Regions from separate parts of the Homo sapiens genome. Here region 2 is linked to region 1. Evidence: chromatin loops called from intact Hi-C (ENCODE). Cell type or tissue: heart right ventricle. All regions are shown on one strand. Each heading gives the region's core, and the rest is flanking DNA. Links, peaks and the distances in the headings are about the cores only. Region 1 has its middle 260 kb from the start of LINC02820. Region 2 holds the start of LOC124903073 (a long non-coding RNA gene).

Evidence for each region. A loop is a pair of places that touch in the nucleus more often than their neighbours do. Peaks named below come from ENCODE experiments on the same cell type or tissue, not always from the same donor. Only the 100,000 strongest peaks of a DNase experiment are listed, where the experiment ranks them.
Region 2: a loop joins it to region 1, with 2.1 times the contacts of the local background. A loop is called at or near these places in 2 of 110 quality-filtered maps.

The regions. Positions count from the first base shown.
Region 1 is chr12:85,571,423-85,581,888 of GRCh38, reverse strand. No RefSeq gene overlaps it. Among named protein-coding and RNA genes, the nearest start is that of LINC02820, 260 kb to the right of the region's middle. In heart right ventricle, for the core only: CTCF peaks have their summits at 5,801 and 6,001 (motif pointing left); a DNase peak (open chromatin) is centred at 6,028; H3K27ac peaks cover 215 bases.
Region 2 is chr12:85,699,685-85,710,150 of GRCh38, reverse strand. It overlaps LOC124903073 (a long non-coding RNA gene), which reads right to left and starts at 4,186. Exons shown (of 2, transcript XR_007063576.1): 1 at 3,514-4,186; 2 at 1-2,057. In heart right ventricle, for the core only: no CTCF peak of the experiment used is centred there; no DNase peak of the experiment used is centred there.

The sequences.
Region 1 (10,466 bases), core at 1,721-9,720:
TGAAAGGGGGAAGGGGAAGAATAACCATGACATGTAATCACTTTGATAAAAAGTTTAATGCACAAAGGAACATCAATGTATTTCTATAGCAATTAATATTTTTCATTTTATTACATCCACTTGTCCTAAGATACCTGAGGGCAGGAAGTTTCTTTCTTGTTTATTGCTGTGTCAGTAGTACTGAACAGACTTGTCCATACAAAAAATTCAGCACTCAATCAATATGTACTGAGTAAACTAAACAAAATATGAATATAAAGAGTTGCAGGTTGCTTTTTAAAACTTGTTTCTGAAGAAAAAGATTTACAAGTTAAATATACCATTGACAATGGTTTTCTAAACTTTAGAATTTTGAATCTAGTCTAATGTTATTTATAACATCTCCCTGAGTGTCAAAAGCTTTGTAAGTATATGGAACTTAGAATTTTAGTAAATGTTATTGCAAGAATATAAGTCTTCCACATAAAATATTATCACATTATTTTGCGAACAAAAAACCTATAAAAAGCTGTATAAAAATTGGCTTATTATTTTTTAAGATTTTCTTTTTTCTTAAATGTTTTAAGAAGTCAACCAATATTCTATTATTATAATATTGTTTATTATAAACAACAATAATATATATAAAAGATATATATATATAAAATGTATTTATGTGTAAAAAATTGTGCAAAACCAAACTGCTATCAAGGTAAATTTCAATTATTTGTCTTATAATACATGATATTTAAATATATAATTTGCTCACCTATTACAAATTTAATGTTAATTTGGGAAAGTAAGGTGGGAATTATTTTCTTATGCCAAAGTAGACAGATATAATTTTGAGAGGGGCAGGAAATGTACTTGCTCTCCCCATTGTGTAGAAATTATCCTTTTTATAAGGAACGGTTTTGGCAGCTGTGTGCATGTGGCCATGTAGATTGATCTGTGCTTCCTCAGCAAATCAAAACAAAAGGAAAGCACATTTTAGCTATCAGGCTGTAGATAATTGAAATTAAAATTGTGAAACAAATTGTTTTTGACAAAAGAGTTTCCTCCTCAGAACTGAATATCAAAATGTGGTTTCCATTTTTTCCACTCACATGGCACAGCTTCCACTGTGGGTGACGTCCAAGATCCTGATTCAGGATGTGGACTAGGAGGGTCCAGGTCACGGTGACAGCAACCAAGGTTGTTGGATTTATTAATGTATTACTCATCTTGCTAAAACAAGGTTTAAAATAAACAGTCATATAGCATTGTCTTACCTTCTATTTCATTATTTTAATTTTAGTTTAATTACATAATCTAATTTGATTGAAGAAAATTAATTATAGTTAAAAAGTAGTTATACCTTGCATTTATGTAGAAAAAGAAAAGAAACAAACAACAACAACAACAACAAAATAGATCCCTGAAAGCTCTGGGGAACCTATGTTTTAGGAAAAGCTCAACTTCCAAAATTTGACAATCTTTAATTGAAATGTACCTCTAAACATAGTGTGATAAACAAGTCTTTAGAACTATATGACAATCAGGGCTGTGCTCTAGTTTCTAGCTTCTCTGCTCCAAAACAGTTTTTTATAGTCAAGCTTATTTATCTTTAAACCACCATTAGATTGAAATAGATCAATAAAAGAATTCTCTGGAGTCCAATGAGGAATTGCTTTAATCATGAAACATTACTCAAAAGCAAAAAAAAAAAAAAAGTTAAGAGCTGTGTATATACAATTATTTTTATCTTTAGACTATCAGGAGATTAAAATTGGTTAATAAAATAGCTGTCTGGTGCTCAAAGGGAGATTTATATAATCAGAAAATACTATATGAAAGCAAAAATGATGAAAGCAAACTATTAGTTGTTTAAAACAGAAATTGATGCCCATCAATCAAGGTAAGACATACACAGTTTCTTCAGATTCACTAGTTTTACATGCACTTATTCATGTGTGTGTGTATTGTGTATTTAGTTCTTGCAATTCTATTACATGTGAAGATTTGTATAACATAATCAAAATTAAAAACTGTTCGGCTGGGCACAGTGGCTCACGCCTGTAATCCCAGCACTTTGGAAGGCCGAGGCAGGCGGATCAAGAGGTCGGGAGATCGAGACCATGATGGTGAAACCCTGAAACTCCGTCTCTACTAAAAATATAAAAAAAGAAAAAAAATTAGCCGGGTGTGGTGGCGGGCACCTGTAGTCCCAGCTACTCGGGAGGCCAAGGCAAGAGAATGGCGTGAACCCGGGAGGCAGAGCTTGCAGTGAGCCAAGATTGTGCCACTGCACCCTAGCCTGGGCGACAGAGCGAAACTCCGTCTCCAAAAAAAAAAAAAAAAACTGTTCTAGCACTACAAAGATCTTCCTCATACTACCCCTAGTAACCATCCCCCCTTCCCACTATTCCCTGAAAAATTTCTTCATTGATGACAACTGAAACATCATTCTGCTACCAAAATCATAAGGTTTTTAAAAAGGATTGATATAACCTTCCAGTATATAGTTTTCATTGCAGTTTTTTCAGTGTCAACAAAACACTTCTCTGCTCACTGTAAACATGTATATTATAGGAAAATGCAGAGTTGTAGTTAATTGACATCCTATGATACACACTATTATAGAAGATTTGGGGTAAGATAAATACATGATACAGACATACAGCTGTCTCTAAGGCCATGACATGGATTTGGAAAGGCTTAGAGCATTGTAAGCCATTTTATGGATTTTACTTTTAGTCTGAGTGTAAGGGTGGCTATTGCAAAATTTTGAGCAAACAGCAATCTGGTTTTATTTATGCTTTAATAGGACTATACTGACTGCTGTGTTAAGACTGTAAGCAGAGGCTACAAGCATTCAGTAAGATAGGGAAGCAAGGTGGTAGCTGTGGATGTGATGAGAAATTATTAGCAACTGTATTTGTCTATATTTTGGAATAAAAGTAAATATTTCCTAACCAATCATGTGTAGAGTATGACAGAAAGAAAGGAGACAAAGAGCACAATGATACCTTAGGATAAGCCCTGGAACAAGGAGGTTGCCTTTCATAGAGAAAAGGTGAAATGGGCTGGGGGAGGGAGGAGAGTAAGAAATTATGACTTACTCTTTTTGGAAATCAATGCATGCACTGAAAGCGATTATTCAGCTTTCAATGTATGCATTGCATTGCTTACTAGAAACCATTGCAGTAGGTCTTTTTTATTTATTCATTTACTTATTTTGGGGGGACGAAATTTCACTCTTGTTGCCCAGGCTGGAGTGCAATGGCGTGATCTCGGCTCACTGTAACCTCCACCTCCCAGGTAGCTGGGATTACAGGCACACACCACCATGCCTGGTTAATTTTTTTGTATTTCTAGTAAAGACGGGGTTTTGCTATGTTGGCCAGGCTGATCTCGAACTCCTGATCTCAGGTTATCCTCCCACCTCAGCCTCCCAAAGTGCTGGGATTACAGGCATGAGCCACAGTGCCTGGCCTGTCTTGATTCTTATTTACTATTATTTATTATTTCTCTAGTTCTCTTCTTTTCTGCTACATCATCTGTTTATTCATTTGCCCAGTTGCTCTTCATTGTTTGCAAGGTTCAATATAAAAATATGCAAAAAGGATTTAAGGTCCAGGATAATTTTCTTATCCTCTAGAGTAGGTTGATTTTTCTTTATGCAAGTGTCTAGGGCTATCAATAGACCAGAGTGACCTTCATATTATCAAGAATTTAAATTAGAAGTTGCAAATATATTTTCCCCTTATTTGAGGGGTGTAGATCATCAGAATCCTAATTAAAACTGTTGGTGAATTACCAATGTCTCTTAGCAAAATTTGAACCCAATTTTTATTTTCATTTCTATGAATTTTCCAAAAACTCTCAACAACTTCTTGATCTCACCAACCACTTCTTCCTGAATTGGCAGATACTCCTAAAGGAAAAAATTGAGCTAAATACCAGGTTCATGTTTCTCTAAGTTTCATTTTCTTTTATTTTGGAATTTGGTCCTATAATTGTCTTCCTAGCACTCCAAATGCACATGTGTGCACATGCACAGACACATACGCAGATACACACTTTCTTAATCTACCTTACTGAGAGGGTTGAACCGAATTACAATTGCCACTAAAAGAAGCAGGACTCCTGGGCCATTAAATATTTTTTTTACATGTAAATCCATATTTTATACCTAATAATAAGAAAGTGAAAAGGTAAAAGTTTAAGAAGTGAATAAACAAAGGTGCTTTTATATTAAAAAAAAAACAAAAAACACTGTTTACAATCCTACTCTAGGTGGTGGGATATAGTAAGAAACGGATAGATTGCCAAGACACCTGCTATTCTGGAACTGACATTCTAGTAGGGGAAGACAGGAAAGGACCAAAAAAGAAAAAAACAAAAAACAGATATCACAAATGCTAGCATGGATTTTAAGGAGGCTCCTGTAACACAGAGCAGGCAGCAGATACTCTATATTGAATGGTCTGAAAAGGACAGTCTAGGGACAGGACACTGAATCCAAGAAATGAAAGACAAGAAGAAGGAAGCTATATGACAATCTGGCAAAGTGGCATATGTCTGAGGAATAAGAAGGGGCAAATGCACCTGTACTGTATGGATCACAGGAGAGAATTATAGAAGACTTTGTGAGATCAAGTGAGGATAAAGTGATATAGAGCCCGGAGACCAAGATAAGAAATGTGATAAATTAAAAATATGCCTGCCTTGGTTTATCTAATACACCCAACCTCCAACCACATAATGAGGAGAACAAGTAAGCTGAACTCTTGCCTCTTGGAAAATCATCAAATATATATTAGGAAAGGCCTTTTTTATATCTTTCTTCTAAAATATCTCTTATTTCTTCTTGTAATGACTTTTGAGTTTTTTGTTTGTTTGTTTTGCTTTTGTTTTTTTGAGATGGAGTCTCAGTTTGTCACCCAGGCCAGAGTTCAGTGGTGTGATCTTGACTCACTGCAACCTCCAAGTCCCAGGTTCAAGAGAACCTCCCACCTCAGCCTCCTGAGTAGCTGAGTTTACAGGCACCTGCCACCCCATCCAGCTAATTTTTTTGTATTTTTAGTAGAGACAGAGTTATACCATGTTGGCCAGGCTGGTCTCGAACTCCTGACCTCAAGTGATCTGCCCACATTGGCCTCCCAAAGTGCTGGGATTAAAGGTGTGAGCCACCGCACCTGGCCCCTTTTAATGACTTTTAAACCGATATGTTATCAGGCTAAACCAGTGGGTTGATGATGCACATTTATTATTTTTTTTCTCTCTTGGAATCAAAATAAAATGAGATAAAATGAAACAGCGTAAACCTAGAAGTAACAAATCACCATTTTATAATCTCCAAAGTAATCATTGATTTAGGCAAGATCATTAATGCATAAAAATGTTAAAAGTAAATGCAAATTTAAAAATGTAGTTCTGCATTAGAGAGTTAATAGCCATCCTTACTTGATGTCCATGATATAGCAAGAATTCCATTTTCCAGATCCTGCAAATATGTTAGTGACAGCTTAATGTCCCATGAGGACTCTTGAGGATCATGAGAAACTACACTAAAACATGACATATGATCTCATTTCCTGTGTGCCACTGTATTTGCCACATATATATATATATATATATATATATATATATATATATATATATTTGACAAATTCAACTAGGACATTTATTTCATTTCATCTTAGAGTTCTCCCTTTCTCTCTTTCTCTCTCTGTTTGTGTGCATGTTTGATCACTTCTTCCAACCCAATTGCATATATAAAACATTCCTCAAGTCATACCACTTTTGTAATACATAGTTTTAGAAAACTCAAATTAAAAAAAAAACACAGATATTCTATGTCACAATGGCCAGTAATAATAAAGGCAAAACATTAATATTAAATGCACGGTTGTAATGACAGACAAGAAACATTCAATGACTAGGACTAGACTATACATCTAGAAAAATGGGTGGTCCAGGAGTACAGCTATGTAATCCAGACCTGTTCAGGAAGTGTTTGAGGTTTGGTGCCATCTCGTGGCACTTTTCTGCTATGGCCTAAATATCAGTGGAGATGATCCTGGGTCCTTATGTTGAGGACTACTGCTATCTTGTGCTTTGTATAACATCTAGAGTGTTGGAAGGCTTTTCTCAGCATGGTTGCTTTGAGCAGCCCTGCATAGGGACGACTCAGAAAGGGTCTTTGTCCATGTTCCTAGTGTTATCTCAGCAGTTTACTGCTGTTGCTTATTATTTCATGCAGGCCTTATGGTAGGAGCCGGGAAATTTCTCAGTTCTCTTATTCCAGCCTCAGTCTTAGGTAAGCCCTGTACACTTACCCTTCCAGGATGGGGCTTTCTGAGCATTCCTTATATCTCCCAGCAACTCACCCTTCCCAATCCCCTGCCGACCAGAACTCTGCCTTGTAAGGATGAGGAGGGTCTAGGCCAAGAGTGCATTTCCTGTCTGTCCCCAGTAGCTTTGCTTTGTATTACTGCAAAAATATAAAACCCTGAGCATTCTTGCCTCTGCCTAGAGTCTGGATTTCATGTCTGTTCTCCAGCAGCACCATTTGAATACTGTAGTCTCATTTGCATACCTGCACCACTGACACAGGGGGTGGAGCTTGTCAGGTTCTTTTCTCTGATCCCAGTCTTTCTCACATGCACCCAGTGGAGGCCCATGTTAAAAGGCTGGTAAGAAAGTGCTGAGGTACCTCATGTTTGAAGTTTCGAGAAATTCTAAATTCTCATGATTTCCCAAATTTAATCTTCAAAAATTCATTAACATTTTAGACGTTTCCCTCTTAGCATGTTTATGTCAGCTGCTTCTTCCTCTCACACTCTGCTAAAGGAAAAATAGTTGGCATGTACACCATCTTTTTGGAGGGGACTGTCACCCTTTTGGAATTCAGTTCACCTAGTTGTCTTTCAACCTCAATTCTCTGATGAGCTCAGAAAAGTTATAATTTCTTAGATTATACTTTCTCTTTTTCCTTTCTTCTATTTTCTTTTTTTGATATTAGAGTAGTAGTGACATTGTCCTGTGTCTTGAGATTTTCTACATCCTAAGTGGAAGTAGAGCTCACACTAATCATATTAAACAATAATTATATAAATGTCAGTTTCACTTCCATAGATCTCTTGTAGACAAGGCATTTTTATATTCCCAATGCCTAGTGATATTTATTTATTATATTGTTGTAGTGGATTGTCCACATGTCTGTCTCTCTAACTAGATTACAAACACGTCTGAAGCAGTGACTGTGTCTCACACATTATTGTAATAATAATAGAGCTTATATTTACAGAGAGCTTGCTATAAATGTGGTCTACTCTGTTATAAACGCTTCATATTTACAATCTCATTTAGCATCATCACCAACTTTATAACGTAGGCATTATCATTCTAACCTTAAGTTCAGTAAGCAAACACAGACAGGGCAGGGCAAGGTATATAGGCATGTGACCTCTACAGTAAAAAGTATAGGGCATTACTCTGAGAAGGGCCCCACACTTAGTTTTAAACTCCCACAACACAAATTTACCTATGTAGCAAAACTGCACTTGTACCCTTGAACTTAAAGTATGAGTTTTAAAAGAAGAAATATCAATAATACATTTTTTAAAAAGAATCTGCTATTGCCACCTAGAAATTCCTAATACTTTTATTTTTGAATTACAAGTAAAGTCTATGAGATATAGAGCAAGCCAGTAAGTGGTGGAGATTGGCCTCAGGATGTCCATGCAAGTGCAGGCTCAGGATTTTGAGCCTTAGGCTTTAAGCAATTGGCCTGGTGCCCCATCACACAGGTATAGGCTTCAGCCAGTTCAGGGGGTATTCTGGGGTCCCAAGAAAACCAGGTGGCACCTGGGTCCAGATTAGGAGCCATGGTGAGATGCAGTAGAGATGGCAGTAGTGGTTCTAGCCACAAGAGAGAAGTGAGGCTCCATATATCAGCAGCACTAGGCTCCATGGAGAGAGTATGGCTGGATCGTCCATCCCCAGAGCCCATCCTTGTGGCTTGTGCACAAATATTAACTCTCTAAACCGAGGGCTGGACAAGAACTGTTAATGCACAGGCAATATACTATGTCAGCAAATAATTAAAAAATAAAACTTACACATAAATGTTGTAATAAAACGTACCAGGAAGTGGCTAAAATTCTTCAAAGTGTTTGGAATATCCAGTTTTGAAAACTGCTGCAATATTGGAAAGCAGATATCAACAGTCTTAAAAATAAAAATTAAATTTAAAGATCACCATATTGAACAGAAAAGAACATGATTTCCATATGAATCTTCAAATAAACTAAATTCTCAGGATAACTTACATTTAATCTTTAAAAATTCATTAAAATTTCAGATGTTTTCTTCTTAGTATGTTTGTCAGCTGCTTTTTCCTCTCATACTCTCCTAAAGGAAAAATAGTTTGCATGTCCACTATCTTTTTGGAATAAAGATAACTTTAAAATTAATAAGAAAAGCAACTCTAAAATTAAATTTTCTCTCCTAATTGAAGATACGAAGATAAAATGCATTACCAGGCATTTTGAACTTTATATATATATATATATATAATGAATCCATTTTTAGTTTCTTAAATTGATTCTACAAGTTACAGGGAATTTCTGAAGAAGTGTTAAAATAATATTGTGTAAGTTTAAATTTAAAACTAAACTCAGAATACATAAAATAGATTTGTATTGAGTCATAAATACTCTACATAGCTTTAGTAGTTTACCAAAAATATTCTTCTCAAAATAGAAAATTATTTGTGGCGTTGCATTTCTCAAGAGCAATTGATGTCACTTTCACACATATTTTTAGAAAATTTAAGTATAAGTTTTGATGACTTAATAAACAAATTTGCAGAAGTGATCCAGAAAAATCTTATGATTAATCAAGATACCACATTAATAAAGTATTAAAAGATATTGACATTTTCAATGATATAGAATCCTGGTGAGTGAATATGTTCCCTGATATCCCTAGATACAAAGACAAATCTCAATCTTTAAAACTTTGATTCTGTTCAATTTAAATCTGTTTTTCAATATTTTGTTTATCTTTCACTATTTGTTATATTACATAAATTTATGACACCAAAATGTTTTTCGTTTGTAAATTTATGTTTTTATTCATGTATCATGGTTCTCTATTACATTTTATAATTAATAAATTTTTAAAAACTGTTTAATTTTTAGTTACATTTAATGTCACTTTTTTCCTGCATTTCTTATGAGGTAACCCACATCATCCTATTGCAGTAGGCCTCACAAATTTTGCAGCTAGTAAAGCACATAGACAAAGTAAATTGCATAAAAACTCATAGCTAGCAAATAAAGCAGTCAGTATTTCAACTCAGAAAGTCTGGCCCCAAATCTCTTAATCACTAGGCTATGTATACAATTTCTACATTAAGGAATCAAAGCCCATGAGGGCAAACGGAGTGTAGGACATGATCAATAAGTAATAATCCAGGTAGAAGGGAGGACTATGTCTCATTGGACAATGCCGGTATGGTCTCCTGGAGCTGTTGATTTCAAAAGTTGCTGTTACCGTGAAGAACCAGATGATATTAATAAGCACAAGATAATACAATTTTAAAGAACTTGCATTAGTTTGTTAGAGCTGCTTTAGCAAAGTTCCACAACTTGGATGACTTAACCAAGAGAAATGTACTTTTTCATAGTTCTGAAGATTAGGAGCCAGAGAAAAGGTAAAGGCAGGGTCAGTTTCTTCTGAGGGCTGTGAGGGAGGTATCTGTTAAACTGCTCTTTTCTTGGCTTATACATGGATGTCTTCTCTCAGCGTCTTCACATTTTTTTTCTGTATACATCTCTGTGTCCAAATTTTCCCTTTTTAAATAGATATCAATCATATTGTATTAGGGGACACCTTAATGACCTTATTTTAACTTGATAACCTCTATAAAGACTCTAAGTACCATTGTGAGGTACAAAGGAGTGAGGACTTCAATATATGAATTTGGGCGGACACAGTTCAACCCATAACAATGCTATATGTTTTAAAGTGTTTTCACAGTGTGCTTTTATTTTTGCTTAGAGTAGGACTAAATGAAATGAAGAACTACAAAGGAAAATATAATAATTTCTACATTGAATAAAAAGACACTGATGTCTTCAATTATATGGAGTGACGGTGAATATGTTTCTTAATGTCCCTAGATGTTAAGACATATTTCAATCTTTAGGACATTGATTCTGTTCAATTTAAATCTATTTTTCAGTATACCACTAATGTTAATCAAATTCAGTATTTTGTAACAATAGCATGTCCTCCACTAGAAAAATAATTTAAAAATTAAATTCCATTGCAGAAGATTGCCTTGGGTACAAAAAAAGGCAACACTAAAAATTGGGGGTAAAATATGCATATTTTTCTGAATATGTACATTTTGTATGTACATATATATGTCTCTCTCTCTCTCGAAAATTATGGAATAGTAAGAGAAATGTTATCACTGAAAACAAATTGCC
Region 2 (10,466 bases), core at 999-8,998, 130 kb before region 1:
AGCATAGAGAAGACAAATCTTTAACTCAAGTATCTTCTTTCTACCAATTAAAGAAATATATTATTTTTCTCCCTGTAAACTCTAACAAAGGCCCCTTTTCTTCAATGACTACATGTATTAATTCATTTAAAGTCCATTTTTATCATCGCAGCATCCAGAAATACCATAGACTTCCAGAAAATGTTTGACTGTCATATCTGTGGTTGAAAATAAGTACCTTTAGTACAATGTGAGCAGAAGAGGGTAGACATATATTTAGGTTAGTATTTTTTAATTAGAAGCAATTTTGTCTCCCAAGAAACATTTGGCAATTTCAAGAGATATTTTAGATTGTCATGACTGAGTAATTGCTATTAGAACCTAGCAGAGACCAAAGATGCTGGAAAACATCTTGAAATGCACCTTATACCTTCAACAATCAGAATTATCTGGTCCAAAACAGTGATATGCTGCAGTGGAGAAATCCTAATTTAGATGATGGTTTAAGTAATATTATGTTCATAAAAATAGAAAAAAAACCCTTTTTTTATTTTTTAAAAACCTTAGTAAATTTTGTCTTAGGGAGAGGGTTATAGATGTTATCAAGCTTTGAAAAAGATTATTCTCTGAATAGCTAAAGGTTCATTAACAAATTTCCCTCTGGAAAATTGCTGGCTTCAGCTATGATTTTCTGGTGCAAATGTTACTTTACTCTCTTCATGAATAAATTTGCATTCAGTTAGAGAAATAATTCATTTGCTTTGTAATCTTGTCTATGGTATAATTATTCTACTAGGTTGATGCAAACGTAATTGCAGCTTTGGACGGTGACTTTTAAGTCATTGTAACTAGACTGAAACACATCTTTATTAATCAAAATGGGAACAATTACAATCAACACATTTTTGCCAATGAGAAATAAGTTTGTTTATTCTTGTAGTAAAAATCTGTGCTTCAGGATTTGACAAACTTTTGGAAAGCATTTTCTGCATCTTGCTGGTTGTGGAAACATTTTCCCTCCAAAAAAGTTGTCAAGATACTTTAAGAAGTGGTAGTCAGCAGGAGGCTGAGGCAGGAGTATCACTTGAACCCCAGGAGGCAGAGGTTGCAGTGAGCCGAGATTGCGCCACTGTACTCCAGCCTCGGTGACAGAGCGAGACTGTCTCAAAATAAATAAATAAATAAATAAATAAATAAATAAATAAATAAATAAATAAAAATAAAAAAGTGGTAGTTGGTTGGCAAGATGTTGGGTGAATACGGCGGATAAGGCAAAACTTCGTAGCCCAATTCATTCAACTTATGAAGTGTTGGTTGTGCCACGTGCAGTCAGGCGTTATCGCATAGAAGAATTGGGTCCTTTTTGTTGACCAATGACACGGCAGATGTTGCAGTTTTCAATGCATCTCATCAATTTGCTGAGCATAATTCTCAGATGTAATGGTTTTGCCAGACATGATTCAGAAAGCAGTAGTGGATCAGACTGGCAGCAGACCACCAACAGTAACCATGACCTTTTTCTGTGCAAATTTGGCTTTGGGAAGTGCTTTGGAGCTTCTTCTCAGCCCAACTGCTGAGCTGGTCATCGGCAGTTGTCATATAAAATCCACCTGTTGTCATACATCACAATCCAATTGAGAAACTGTTTGTTGTTGTGTAGAATAAGAGAAGGCAGCACTTCGAAAGGTTGATTTTTTTTATTTTGGCTCAGATCATGAGGCACCCACTTATCAAGCTTTCTCATCTTTCCAATTTGTTTCAAATGCCAAATAACCATGGTCGACATTGAGTTCCTTGGCGACTTCTCGTGTAGTTGTAAGAGATCGCTTCAATGATTGCTTTCAGCTGGTCATTCATTGTTAGCTTCTGATGGCTGGCCGTGATGCTCCTCATCTTCAAGGTTCTCGTCTCCTTTGCAAAACTTCTTGAACCACCACTGCACCTGTATATTCATTAGCAGTTCCTGGGCCAAATGCGTTGTTGATGTTGCAAGTTGTCTCCACTACATTATGACCCATTTTGGACTCGAATAAGAAAATTGCTCAAATTTGCTTTTTGTCTAACATCATTTCCATAGTCTAAAATAAACATAAAACAAACAGCAAGTAAAAAGTCATTAGCAGAAAAACATAAAGGAAGAAATGCTCATTAAAATGATGTATAACATAACGACATTTATTTAAGAAAGTATTCCATTTTCAAATGGCAAATTCCAACAATGCAAGAACCACAATCACTTTTGCACTCACCTAAATGCAAAAGTTCCTAGATTGGTGGGCTTCAAAAGGAAATTGGTTTTACATCAAGGGATAAGCAAAGCAACAATTTGTAGTTAAATAGACTTGTTTGGCAGAGTTCTTGCCAAACATTCTTAGAAAAATTATTGTATCTGAAAATTACTTTAATTATTTGACTATGAGGAAAAGATATGTAAGATGAATGAAAATACAAATATACACCTTTGTGTGCAATCTGCATAAAGAATCAGAGTCGCAATGTTAACTTAATATGTCCTGGGTTTTATTTCCTTGGTCTGAGCAACAGTTCCTAAAAACAATGAGAAATATATGTCCCTATTCTTATAAAACAACCTGAGACCAAAACAAAAGTTACTTTAAACCAATGATCCTCAAAGATTTTCTGATTGGCAATTGGCTGAGTTATTATTTGAAGACCTGGAATCATTAGAATGTCTGGGTTGTGATAAGGGGTTGTGGAGACCAAGGTTTTATCATACAGTTGAAGCCTCCAGGTAACAGGCTCTAAAGAGAACAGATTGTAAGTATCTCTTACCCGACTCAAAGAATCTGTTCTATCAGTCCTAAGGTCTGTGTTGGTGTTAATGGTAATGAGGCATGTTGGACTTCTCCTTCTCATGATAGCCTGAACTAGTTTTACAGGTTAACTTCTGAATGCCCTTAGCTGAGAGGAGGGTTTCATTTATATCATCGGGGCTTAGAATTTTATTTTTGGTTTACAGGGTCTTAAAATAAGTAATTAAATTAAAATGAGATTTTAGTGCAGACCCGAATCCAATATGACCACTGTCCTTATAAGGAGAGAAAATCTCTGTACAGAGAAGTACAGAGAGAAGATGATGTGTAGATAGAAGTAGAAGACAGTTATGTACAGCCAAAGAGGGAGGACTCAAAAGAAAACTGCCAATCTTTTGATCTCGGACTTCTAAGCTTCAGAATTCAGGATAATAAGTTTCTACTGTTTAAACCACTCATTCTGGGTGCTTCGTATTGCTTCCCTAGCAAACTAATACAATGTTCAAACGATACTAATCTTCCAAATGGGCTATTCTTGAATGAGTGTCATAATTTTTCAGTCTACGTAACACAGTAACTTTGAATACTTTTAAAACATTTCAATAAATTGTTGCTTCATGTTTCAGAGGCCCAATTTAGATTTTTAAATCAAGGAACACATTTTTTTTTTCAGTTCTGCAAGTTGTAACAGATACGTAGAGTTATGATACCTCTGCCATAATAAAGTTAAAGAACAGTTCCATCACTCCCCAAAATTCACCTATGACTCTTGGTAGCTGTTATGTCTTGGATGTTTATCCCCTCCAAATCTCATGTTACAATGTGATCCTCTCTGTTGGAAATGGGTCCTGGTGGGAGGCGTTTGTGTCATGGGAGCAAATCCCTCACGAACAGTTTGGTACCATCCTTACAGTAATGAGGGAGTTCTTGTTCTGTATTTTTGTGCACAAGGGCAAGTTGTTTAAAGGAGACTGGCACCTCCTCCTTCCTCTCTCTTGCTTCCTGTCTTGCCATATAACATGTTGGCTCTCCTTTGCCTTCTCCCATGATTAGAAGTTTCCTTAAGCCCTCACCAGGAGCAGGTTCCAGCACAATGCTTCCTGTGAAGCCTTTAGAACTAAAAGCCAATTAATCATTTTTATGAATTACCCAACCCCACCCAGGTATGGGTAATTTATAGGAACAAACCTCAGGTATGGGTAATTTATAGCAATTTTATAGCAACAAAAACAGACTAACCCTGTAGTCAACCACATCCCTATCCTTCTCTGTTTCTACCACTCTACTGTTCTTTCCTTATACTTTTGTTTTTCTAGGATGTCATATGAGAAACCATTCTTTGCCCATTATTTAACTCTTCCACTAAAACCAAAACCAAAACCAAACCAAACAAAAACAAAAAGATTGTATAAACTAAAGTATTTGTATTAGTCCATTTTCATACTGCTATGAAGAAATACCCAAGACTGGGTAATTTATAAAGAAAAAGAGATTTAATGGACTCACAGTTCCACGTGGCTGGGGAGGCCTCACAATCATGGTGGAAGATGAATGACAAGCAAAGGCACATCTTACATAGCTGCAGACAAGACAGTGAGTGCGGGGAACTACCCTTTATAAAAACATCAGATCTCATAAGACTTATTAACTATCACAAGAACAGCATGGAGGTAACTGCCCCCATGATTCAGTTACCTCCCACTGGGTCCCCCATGACATGTGGGGATTATGGGAACTACAATTCAAGATGAGATTTGGATGGGGACCTAGCCAAACCATGTCAGTATTAAAAACAAAAAATATGCTGAAAATTATTTACATGTTACAAATACTTATAATTACTCAGCTGTGGTTTCTATCACAATCAGTAATTGAACATTTAATTAATAATTTGCATTATTTGATCTGGAAACTGTTAGTTCTGTTGTTAGCTAATCTATAGTAGTAAGCCTACATTCAAACTGTAGCTGATTTCATATGCATATTTCAACTATAAAATTGTGATTATTTTTGAGTATTTACATACTTTTCATAAATACAATATGATGGGCAGTTTTCAATATATAGTATGATATAATGTATGATATGATATGACATGGTGTAACATAACATATACCATATAATTAATATGGATTAGTACATAATTAATACATAATCAGTATTAGTTATATATTATTTTTAAACATATGTATATATATTTTATTTAATATTCAATAAGCTATGTTGGTAGATATTAGCTCTATTTTACAAGTTAATAAAGTAGTTCTTAGAAAGGCTTAAATTGCTAAGAGGTTTACTATATTATGTGACAGAATAAGTATCAGACTAAGATGTGTCCAAGTTGAAAGCTCTTGTTCTTCATGGTGTATGAATCACATGTACTCTCTATTTTCTTAGTATTTGAGCCCTGTGAATTTTCTTATCATTTATCTTTCTAGTTACCCATCAGTGTGCTTAGGATTCCTGATAGATATAGCAGAATCCAATACACAGGATATATTCTTAGGTAAAACTTTTGAGAGAAATAAATAAAAGTCCTGTTGGAGTTTTATGGAAGCTTTATAACATCAGCATTATTGCGCCCAGGGTATTGGGCAAGGCCCTCTTTGGTGAGGGTCTTAAGCCCCACAATCAGAAAGGTGGGGGAGGACTGGGGCAGGTAAAAGGAGGGCAGAAGAAGATTGGACAGATTCTGTTTCCTGAGGACTGTTCCAAGGCCTAAAATATCCCCCATTATAACAAAAGTTTATAACAAGTGATATGAAAGTTATAAACCAGGGACTGTAGACAAAAACATATATGTGTATATATATATATGTATATACATATATGTATATATGTGTATATATATATGTATATACATATATGTATATATGTGTATATATGTATATCTCATAACTACAGAAAGCTATGTAACTCTAGATATGAGTAGGAGTATCCAGGTTAGACATACAGATTCAAAAATTGTCAAGACTCCTGTTATTGCCAAAACAGTATGTCATCACAGGAAGAAGTTCATTTTAGATCTGTCAGTAACTGAGTATAACTCTATAAACCATCTAAACCTTGGCTAAGGTTTAGAAGACTTTGCATGCAGGTTATAGCATTTCATCTGAAAATATTTACTATTTAATTGAATTTTGTCTTGAATATATGACTTTTCAATTGTTTTTTGCATTAACCTAGTTATTGTAATTATGATTATTGTAAGTTTCTTACATTTATGTTGTCTCGCACTTATGCTAAAATTCGGAAACACTTAGGAAAGCAGTTTTTAACGTGTGGTTCACAGAACTATGCAGTTCCAAAGACCCTTTTAGAGAAGTCACTGAGTCAAAGCTATTTTTTTAGCACTATTGAGACACTGTACAATTTTTCATTGACAGTAAAAAAAAGTAATGATAGGCTTGTACCTTAGCATGAATCAAAGTAGTGGCACAAAACTATATTGCTAGCCATTACATTCTTCACTGCCAGGTATCCACACGGTGGCTTCAATAAAAAATATCCCTGATTGAAACATAATAATTTTATTTGTATTAAAATTTACCCTTAAGTACGTGCTTTTTCAATTTTGTGTGATGAAATTGGAAGTATTAGTGCATACCAGAGTAACAGGGCTGCCTGAAAGAAAAGCACTTATGTGATTGAGTTAAAAGCTGAACTAAGGGCTCTCTTTCCACCCAAGAAAGATCATTTGTACTTAAAAGAACAAATGGTTGATCAACTATGGTTATTCAGATTTGAATTTTTGGAAGATATTTTCTAAAAAATGAATCAAGTTAGCTTTGCACTTTGAACAACTGAGAGTATGTGTAATCATTGACAAAATCTGAGCTTTTAACAAAAATTAGAATTCTAGAACAATGGTACCACCACTGTGATTGTGACAACTTGCCAATACTTGAAAACTTACTTGATGGGATCAGCGATGATATTAAGGAATGCGATGTTAAAATATCATATAATGTCTATTATCATTTGAAAGATCTACATAACCCACATTTTCCAAATATTCATGCCTAACGTTACAAATTCATGCATGCATCAAAAATCCATTTGCACTGCAAGATAGAGCATTGAATTTTAATCTAACAAGTGAGTATCAAAGCTTATTGATATTTTAGATTCTATGTAACGGCTAACCTTCAAAAAATTACAAATATTCAAGGCTTGACTTCATAAAAAATGAATAGTTTCAATTAGCTGAAAAACCTATTAAAATAATCCTCTTTTCCAAGTACATTTTTGTGTGAAGACCTTTTCCTTTTTTACCAAAACAACATTTTTCAACCAATTAATGTAGTGGCACACTATTAGTCAATTGTATACTGCCATAAATAACTGCCTGAGACTGGGTATTTTATAAAGGAAAGAGGTTTAATTGACTCACAGTTCAGCATGTCTGGCGAGGCTTCAGGAAACTTACAGTCATAGTAGAAGGCAAAGGTGAAGCAAGGCACCTTCTTCACAGGGCAGCAGGAAGGAGAATGAATGCAGGAGGAAGTACCAAAGACCTGTAAAGACATCAGATCTCATGAGAACTCACTCACTATCAGAGAGCAGCATGGGGGAAACCACCTCTATGATTCAGTTACCTCCACCTGGTCTCTCCCTTGACACATGGGGATTATGTGGATTATGGGGATTACAATTCAAGATGAGATTTGGGTGGGGACACAAAGCCTAAACATACCACCCACCTATCCTTTTATTGTTAAGCATTAAAGAGATTTGTAAATCTGTAAGGCAATGCCAATCTTTTCATTAAATTATTTTGCATATTTTGGAAAAGACAGTATAACTCCCCACAAAATGTGCTATTTGTGCTAACATGTAGTAGGTTTATCAATCCTGTTTGTGAATAAATAAATATTTTAAAATAAAAGATACACCTTCTAACTTCACTCTGTTGATTTCATCTCTCTCTGGTAGACATAACATACTAATTCTTACTGCCAAAGCCTCAACTGATGTTTTTCTCTTGCCCAAAGTATTTCTTATTTTCTCTGTCTGAGGAACTCTACCAGTCCTTTAAGGTTAACCTTACTTATACTTCCATGATTACTTCCTTATCCACTTTTATAGTGTACAGTTCATTTATTCAACATATCTTTATTAATCATCTACTATCCTATATTCTGAAGTAAAGCTGTGAACAAAATATAAAACTTTCTGCCCTAATAAATCTTACATACTATTAGGGAGAGACAGATTAATTTTAAAAAGATAAGTCTGTAAAATATATAATATATTCACTGACTCTAAGACTTGAGGAGAAAACTAAAGCAAGAAAGGAGTATCATGAGCATCTGGAACTGAGGGGGATTGATATTTTTGACTGGCTTGCTAGAGAAGGTGACACTGAGCAGGTGGCATTTGAGGAGAGACTTGAAAGGGCAGAGAAGGCAGGCAATGTATATAGGGGAAAAGAGTATTTCATCTGAGGGAGTAGTAGGTACACAGGTTCCACTGTGGGAACATGTTTGACTTGTGCAAGAAACAGCAAAAAGAGTCGGTGTGGGAGGAAAAGGGTAAACCAGGAAGAGAGTCACAAGGGACAGATCAAAGAGATTACTTAGGAACCCAAAACCTTATAGAAGCTTAGTGATTTGCATGGCAGTGGAAGGAGTTCAGCAGTGGATCTAACTGTGTTTTAAAAGGATAACTCCAATTTCTACATGGAAAACAGGTTACAGTGGCAAGGATAGAAACATGGATATATTTAGAAACTTTCAGCAATCCAAGGGCATCAGGGTAGAAGTAGGGAGGCTAATGAAAAGTGGGAAGTTTATGGCAATATTTTGAGGCAAATCATATTCTGTGGGATCTGTGATACGCTACCAGATGAGTAAAGATGGTGTTTTCATATAATGAACTTCAAATAATGAAGTGGGACAACTATAGCTAGAGCAGGTTGATGGGGGGTGATGCTATGGGGTAGTTGAAAGAGGAACAGGGTTAAGGGGGAAAAAGACTAAGAACCGTGTTTTGAACCAGTTAAGTTTGAGATGCATGTTAGACAGCCAAGTGTAAAAGAAACAACTGGATGAATATGTTTGCAGTTTAGGGGATAGGTACGAGTGGAAAACAAAATTTGAGACTAATCTGCATACAGTTGTTAGTAGGATATGAAACTAGATGAGACCACACAGGGAGTAAATATAAATAGAAAACTGTAAGTACAGAGACAAGGGGTCCAAGGACTGAGCCCTGGAACATTGCACTGTCTACATTTTGGGGAGATAAGGAGGAACTAGGATAATAAACTGAGATAGAACTACCCCAAAATTAAGTAGAAAACCAAGTGAGGGTAGTGTTCTAATGCAAAAAGTAAAAAAAAAAAAAAAAAAAAAAAAAAAAGGACAGTATTTTATTTCTTTTTTTTTAAAAAAAACATAAAATCCAAATATGTAATCTCAAAAATGTACACACACAGAGTATTTAGAAGGGGTGGGAAGATCTACTGTCCTCGAAGTACCTGTGCAGGAACATGCAACACAGGAAACACACATTTCATCTCCTGTTGAGTCTCCTTCCCAAAAAAGCAAAAGTGAATACCTAATTATAAAGCCCTGAAAACTATACTAGACTTGTATGTACAGCTGTGAAAATTTCAAGTCTAATATGTTTTATCCTATACTCCATATTTCATCCTTTTATAAGAGCTTATCTTAGGGCTTCTCAGCCCTGAGATACAGTAGTGAGCAAAGCAGATAACTATACCTGCCGTAATGAAGTTTATATGGAGTATATATTTCTTAAATGTGTTTTTTTCTTAAATGTGTTTTTTCCCAGCTTTACTGAAGTATACTTGGAAAATAAAAATTTTAGATATTTACTGTGTACAACTTGATATTTTCATATACATATACACTGTGGAATAATTGCCAAAAACAAACTAATTAACATATCTATCATCTCACATAGTTATGGTTGGTTTTTTTGTGGGGGATGGCAAGAACACTTAAGATCTCCTCTATTAGCAAGTTTCAGGTATATGATAGAAAAAAAAGACAATATTTTAAATAATGAAAGATTCTGGGCCAGGCGCGGTGGCTCACACCTGTAATCCCAGCACTTTGGGAGGCCGAGGCGGGTGGATCACGAGGCCAGGAGATCGAGACCATCCTGACTAACATGGTGAAACCCCATCTCTACTAAAAATACAAAAAATTAGCCGGGCATGGTGGCGGGCGCCTGTAGTCCCAGCTACTCGGGAGGCTGAGGCAGGAGAATGGCGTGAACCTGGGAGGTGGAGCTTGCAGTGAGCAGAGATTGTGCCACTGCACTCCAGCCTGGGCAACAGAGTGAGACTCTGTCTCCAAAAAAAAAAAAAAAAAAAAAAGATTCTGATGAGTCAAACAGTATAACTCAGAATTCATAAATTCATCTCTGGATTGAACAGTGCAAAAGCCAGTGTTGACACTAGTAACTAGTTTTGATGGGGTACTGGAGATGAAGCCCTGAAGCCGACTTAAGAGGAAATGTAAGCAGATAAAGTGGAGACAATGAGTATGGAAAATATCTTCATAGAAATGTTATTATAAAGACTAGTAGAAAATGGATAACATTTGCAAAGGGAATGGAGTTAAGAGGGTATATATATGTATATAATTTATTTTATTTATACAAATACATTTTATTTATTTTATTTATATAAATATATATATTTTAAACAACGGATACATAGTAACATATTTGTCAGCTGAT